Linked DNA regions of Mus musculus: region 1 is linked to region 2. Evidence: chromatin loops called from intact Hi-C (ENCODE). Cell type or tissue: heart. All regions are shown on one strand. Each heading gives the region's core, and the rest is flanking DNA. Links, peaks and the distances in the headings are about the cores only. Region 1 overlaps 2610027F03Rik (a long non-coding RNA gene). Region 2 has its middle 36 kb from the start of Gm34641.

The links. Hi-C counts contacts between places; a loop is a spot of excess contacts. Peaks named below come from ENCODE experiments on the same cell type or tissue, not always from the same donor. Only the 100,000 strongest peaks of a DNase experiment are listed, where the experiment ranks them.
Region 1: it touches region 2 in a loop (2.5-fold over the local background); 3 of 42 quality-filtered maps call a loop at or near these places.

What each region holds. Positions count from the first base shown.
Region 1 is chr1:120,761,557-120,764,367 of GRCm38, reverse strand. 2610027F03Rik (a long non-coding RNA gene) reads right to left here. Exons shown (of 3, transcript XR_001779385.1): 3 at 801-1,006. Among named protein-coding and RNA genes, the nearest start is that of Gm29345, 43 kb to the left of the region's middle. In heart, for the core only: no CTCF peak of the experiment used is centred there; DNase peaks (open chromatin) are centred at 1,257 and 1,627.
Region 2 is chr1:120,920,371-120,923,181 of GRCm38, reverse strand. No RefSeq gene overlaps it. Among named protein-coding and RNA genes, the nearest start is that of Gm34641, 36 kb to the left of the region's middle. In heart, for the core only: no CTCF peak of the experiment used is centred there; a DNase peak (open chromatin) is centred at 1,401.

The DNA of each region.
Region 1 (2,811 bases), core at 69-2,568, 160 kb after region 2:
GGAAGCAAATGTTAGGAGAGCCGCTCTCAGAAAAGCTATTGTTTTCCCGTGGCCCCTGCCAAATTGAGGAGACTTCTGTTGTCCACAATTGTTCTGCTTCCTCCTTGGGTTCAATCCCATCCTCTTTGTGGCAGCCAGGAAGAGTTATGCCTAAGGTTGTGCCTCTGCCGTTACTGGATTCCTATAGCTTTCCAGAAAAAAGCCATAAAGTGCCAGAAAAATCAGAATGAACATCAGGGTCTGTACCATGGCAAGAACTCAGTAAATCTCCTTCCTATCCACATGTCCACATTGTTACTCTTTAGACCAGGTGGTCACCGACCATGACACACCCTGCCAGGCAACGCATGCCTAGTGCACTAGTGACAGGGTGACTATGAAGCTCACTAACTGCTCTCTGACTGGATTTAAGGCCCACTCTGCAGGAAGGAATCCTGTGAGACCAGTCGAAATCCCATGGCAGGGGAGATCATAGGTCCTATGGGAAAATAAATAGCTGTGCTAAAATAAGTAAGTTCTGAATTATCTTCTGTCTCCTGAATGTGGAGATTCCCTAAGTACAGTGCCCTATTCTCTTGCTCCAAGCCATAACATCTTCCAGCACAGGGCCATTCCTTTGGAAAGGGGGATTTTATTGAGTACTAGATGAGCTGATTTCTTATGTTTAAAAAAAAAAAATCACTCAGGACCCAAGCCCATAATCAAGCCAATCTCCAAAGAAAATGCTTGATCAGAGAATGTCACAAATTTTCAGGGCTTAAGCCAGAGATGTCATCAAAATTTAGAAAATGTATCAGAAATAGAGTTTGAAAACCATCACTCCTTTATTCAAGGATGTGCATGAAATCTCCCCACCCTTGCCCTTTTGTTGATTTTTTTTTCAGCTTTGAATGGGGCCACCCAAGTTCTAAAGACGCTGCCAGCAGAGCTTGATCAGTTCTGGTTTAGGGCGGCTCATGGTAATCAGCTCAACAGGACCCTCCTCAAGCCGGCTGCATTTCTCCTCCTTAAATGGAAGACAAAACAAAGCCAAAAGTGAACAGACAATCCAAAGGAGGCTCCAAATGGCAAGGCAGAAGCAGGTGACACCTTAGAAGAACATGTGTCCTCCTCCCCTCCCCCTTCATGCTCTTTATGCCATGCTCACACTGAACCCTCCCTCACACAAGCTGGCAGGCAGTTAGGCAGACCTTCCTGGACCTATAAAGTGCAGCCAAGAACTTCACAACTTGGAACATGCAAGTCAGTCCTGGGATGAGTGAGGTCAGGTTAGAGGCAGCCAGCCGGCTCATGCCACTCACTTGATAGCTCCTGGCCTCAGGGGTAGCTGTCTCTCTTTCCTTGCCTCTGACTTACCTTTCTAAATAGGGAGAATCCTAACTGCCCTTGACTCTCCTACTACAACAAACCATCAGAACAAACCTCTCAAGATGACAAGAAGCAATGACTTCAGGCATTCTCAAAGCTCTTGCTGCAGATCTCACACGAACAGAGCACTCATAGAGTGAGATATCCCCCCCCAGAATATTCTGTGTCGCCTATGCTGAGAGTCTGTCCAAAAGTCCAAGCTGATGCCATGTCTCTGATGATGCCATTGCCCAAAACAAGTTATCTTCATTGTATCCTCCCCCTTGCCTAATTTAAAACCTTTGGCACATCTCCATCCCCTGGGCCAAGAAGCAGCCACCTTAGACTTTCACAGGAACATTGTGTTCCTGCCCTGTGGGGCCAAATGCACTCTCTGCCTCCATGGTTGCCCAGTGGCTCACTCTCATTCCTGTTCTGTTGCTCTGAGCTTTGTACCTTGGAGGCCAGGCACTCCTAGAGGCTACATCTACACTTCCCTTTGGTTGTCCACTGACATCCTTCCTCAGCTTCATTCATACCCTATGGTGCTGCTCTACCACTCCACCGCAGAGTAAGCTGACCACGGCTACACACGTGTTAATCCTTGTGAGCTTCAACTCCCCAGTCTTCAGTGCATTCTTTAAAGGCCACGACTAGATCTTGAGGACCAAGCAGTATCTCACAAAACATGAACCAAGTGCTTAGATCAGAGGACATGAAGACATGTGTCTTGCATCCATGTGCACCAACTCATGAGAGTGCACACAAACCAAAGTGCTCTGGCCAATTCTGAGACCTAGGGAAACTCTCCAAGGACCATCTGGGATGGTTAATGCTGATTATCAACTTGGTAGATCTAGAATCACAGAGGAGACAAGCCCTGGCCGTGTTTGTGAGGGAGTTTCTAAGGTGACTGAAGTGGGAAGACCTCGGGAAGATGGTGTGGGTAGCACGGTCCTATGGGCTGGGAGCGTGGATTTAATAAGAGGGAGAAAAAGTGAGTTGCTCCCCAGTACCCATGTCTCTCTGCATCCTGACTTCAGCGGATACGTGCTTGTATCACCACGCCTTCCTCACCATGGAGGGCTGCACCTTCAAACTATGAACCCAAATAACCCCTTTCTTCCCTAAGGCCCTTCTGTCATATACTTCTCGCTGCAGTGAGATGAGTAATAATAGCCTACTTATTATAAAAGAAAGATTGAAGAAGATAATCTCCTCCAAAGTCCACAAATCACTATGTGAGGGAAAAGGGCTGTGGACGGGGGCAGGCGGAGGGGCTTTCTGCTGAAACAAAATTAGTTTGGAATGACTGACTGGCCACGCCGAAGACCTGCTTTTGCACAAACTGTTGACCAGGCATCAAGCAAGTCCGCTGACTTTTTTCAGCCACCCATTCGATCCCCAGACCCTGCAGCTATAATGAGATCCACACCCTCGTCAGGTGCTGAAGTCATTTGGCCT
Region 2 (2,811 bases), core at 271-2,770:
TCTTGACTGCAGACATCATGTGACCAGCTGCCTCATGCTGGCTGCTCTCTCTCCCCACAGAACCCTCAAACTAGGAACCAACAAAGGAACCAAAAACTAGGAACCAAACTAGGAACCAAAAACCAGTTGCTTTTGTCAAAACTTTGTTCCAGCAATCAGACATATATCTAATACAACTTCTAAACACATTTTATGCAGTCACTATAACTTTAATAGTAAAGCCTGGCCAAACATTACAGGTCACTACCTTTCAAGAACATTAATGGCAGAATTTTAAACACTTTATAAGTAAAACTAAGAGCATATGAAATTGTAACTTCTCAGAAAAAGTTTTCAAAACTTAATATAAATTGGAACTGGAAAGATTGCTCAGTGCCTAACACCACTTACTTCTTAGCCAGAGCACTTGACTTTGGTTCCCAGTTCCTATGTAGCAACTCATAGACACCTATAACTATAGCTTTAGGGGGTATCCAAAACCCTCTTCTGGCCTCATCAGGTAGCTGGACACATGTGCCATGTATGTCCACATATGAATAAATAAAAATAAACATTAATTTAGTTCATCACATTAATAAAATTAAGGAGTAAAGAACATCACTCTCCAAATAGTGGTAAACAGGTACTTAATAATATCCAGCATTTATTGATTTATTTACAATTGTTTTCAAGACAAGAAATAAAAAAAATAATAATAAACAAATTACAAAAGAAGAAAACATAAAGCTGGCCCGTGTTTGAAGTGGCTATACTTTGGTGTATAGAAAATGCAAGAGCATTTGCCAAGAAACTGTCTGAATTAACAAATGAATTCAGAAAGACTTTTGGATGTGGGTTGAATAAAAATAAATTAAACTCCTATATAACAAATAGCATAAAAAATTAGAAAATGTATTTGTTTCATGAATTTCATTAAGATGAAGATATTTATTCCCAGGCTTGAGAATACACTTAACCAACAATGCACAAGCATCCTCTACATCACTCTTTGATCTTTCCTTACCTGGAGTTAGGGTTCTTCTCAGATCACCATGGGTCAGCTAAAAATAGAAAAAAGAACTTGGGTGCTGTATTCAGAAGGGGTTCATGAATGTTGGACAAGTTAAACCACAAACACATGTGTCTCCAGTGGGAAACTGTGAAACTGAGTTTCAGAGACTCTGGTAACAGACAAATCATACCCCTACAACATGTCAGAAAGCAGTCCTAAAAGCAGAAAATGAATTATTCCGAAGGCTGTAAAGAGGCAGACACTTAGACCTTAATTCTGACAGGCATTCTTCCCTCAGGTGATGACTGGCTCCAAGGCCAGGAGAGAGGCACCTCACGCTGAGGGAACAGGTTGCCAGACAGTATCCTAAGGTACCTGGACACAGTCCCACATGGGGGAAGGCTGGGCCTTGACTCCCAGCCAGGAGTCCGGTGGCTTGGCTGGGCCTGGGTGTCTATGATTAGCAGGAGGCACCATCCACACACTATCTCTCTGCAGCACCATCTGCAGCTGCCTTCTGCATTTGGCTCAAGGTCAGCATTGCCCGTCACTGGCCTTCTGTAAGCAAGACTTGGAGAAAGCCAGATTTGACACTTGGCTGCTCTCCTTAAAGTTGGAAGGGCCAGCTTAGTCAAGAAATGACAAATAGATGGATAGATAGATAGATAGATAGATAGATAGATAGATAGATAGATAGATAGATAGGTAGGTAGGTAGGTAGGTAGATAGATAGATAGATAGATAGATAGATAGATAGATAGATAGATAGACAGATAGATGTGGCAGGATGCTTTACAAAGCTTCACAGAAAGTTCCTGTGACCCCAAGGTTAATAAATCATATTCTAGAAGCTTTAGAGGTTAGGTGTGTGTTTGTGTGTGTGTGTGTGTGTGTGTGAGTGTGTGTATAAGCCAAAGGTTGATGTCAGGTATCTTCTTCAATTCCTCTTCACCTTATTTTCTTTAACTTTTTTATTTCAATGTTCTTTTAGACAATAGATATCGATTATGTTACCCCTTCCCCACCTCCCCCGAGATCTTCTTTTAGACAGAGTCTTATACTGATGCCGGAGCTCACCAATTCTGCTAACCTAACAGGTCTGCAAGCTCCACCTCCCCAGTACTGAGAACCTGTAGGGATAATCTCTTTTGTACTATGTGGAAGCATTTCCTGCCAATAAAAACACTCTGGCCCTTTAGGAAAGGGTGGAATAGAAGGTGGGATATCCAGCAGGGAGAGTGAAACTCTGGGAGATAAACAGGCATGGGAAGAGAGATTTGTGACCTGGAATTAGAGAAAGCCAGATGTATAAAACTGGCCATGTGGCAGACAGAATAGTTTAAACAGGTTGAGTTATGAGCTAGTTGGGTAACAAGCCTAGTTAAGGCCTATTATTAATAAATAATAGCCTACAAGTCATTATTTGGGAGCTGGGGTTTGGGTGGAAAAACCCATGGTTATAAGCATGCTCCACAGTCCACGTTTTATGTGGGTGCTGGAATTCTGACCTCTGGTTTTCACCAGAGTTTAGTGGTTGTATGGCAAGCGCTTTATAGACTGAGCTATCTCCCTGGCACGACGAGTTGTTTCTCAAGTCTGTATAATTCAGAAAAAAAAAGCAACAAAGAAAAGAAAAAAATTGCTTTTTCCTAAATATTGAAGGCATGTTAGAAAGTCAAGGAGTCACTAGTTAACGCTGGCTGAGGTTAGATGTGTCTGAACCTTCCCTGTTGTTGTGTGAACATGGACCCAGCAGACGGTGGGGGGGCGTGGTTCTACATATCTGATGTTACAAGGAGATGCCAAGACAAAAGGTATGT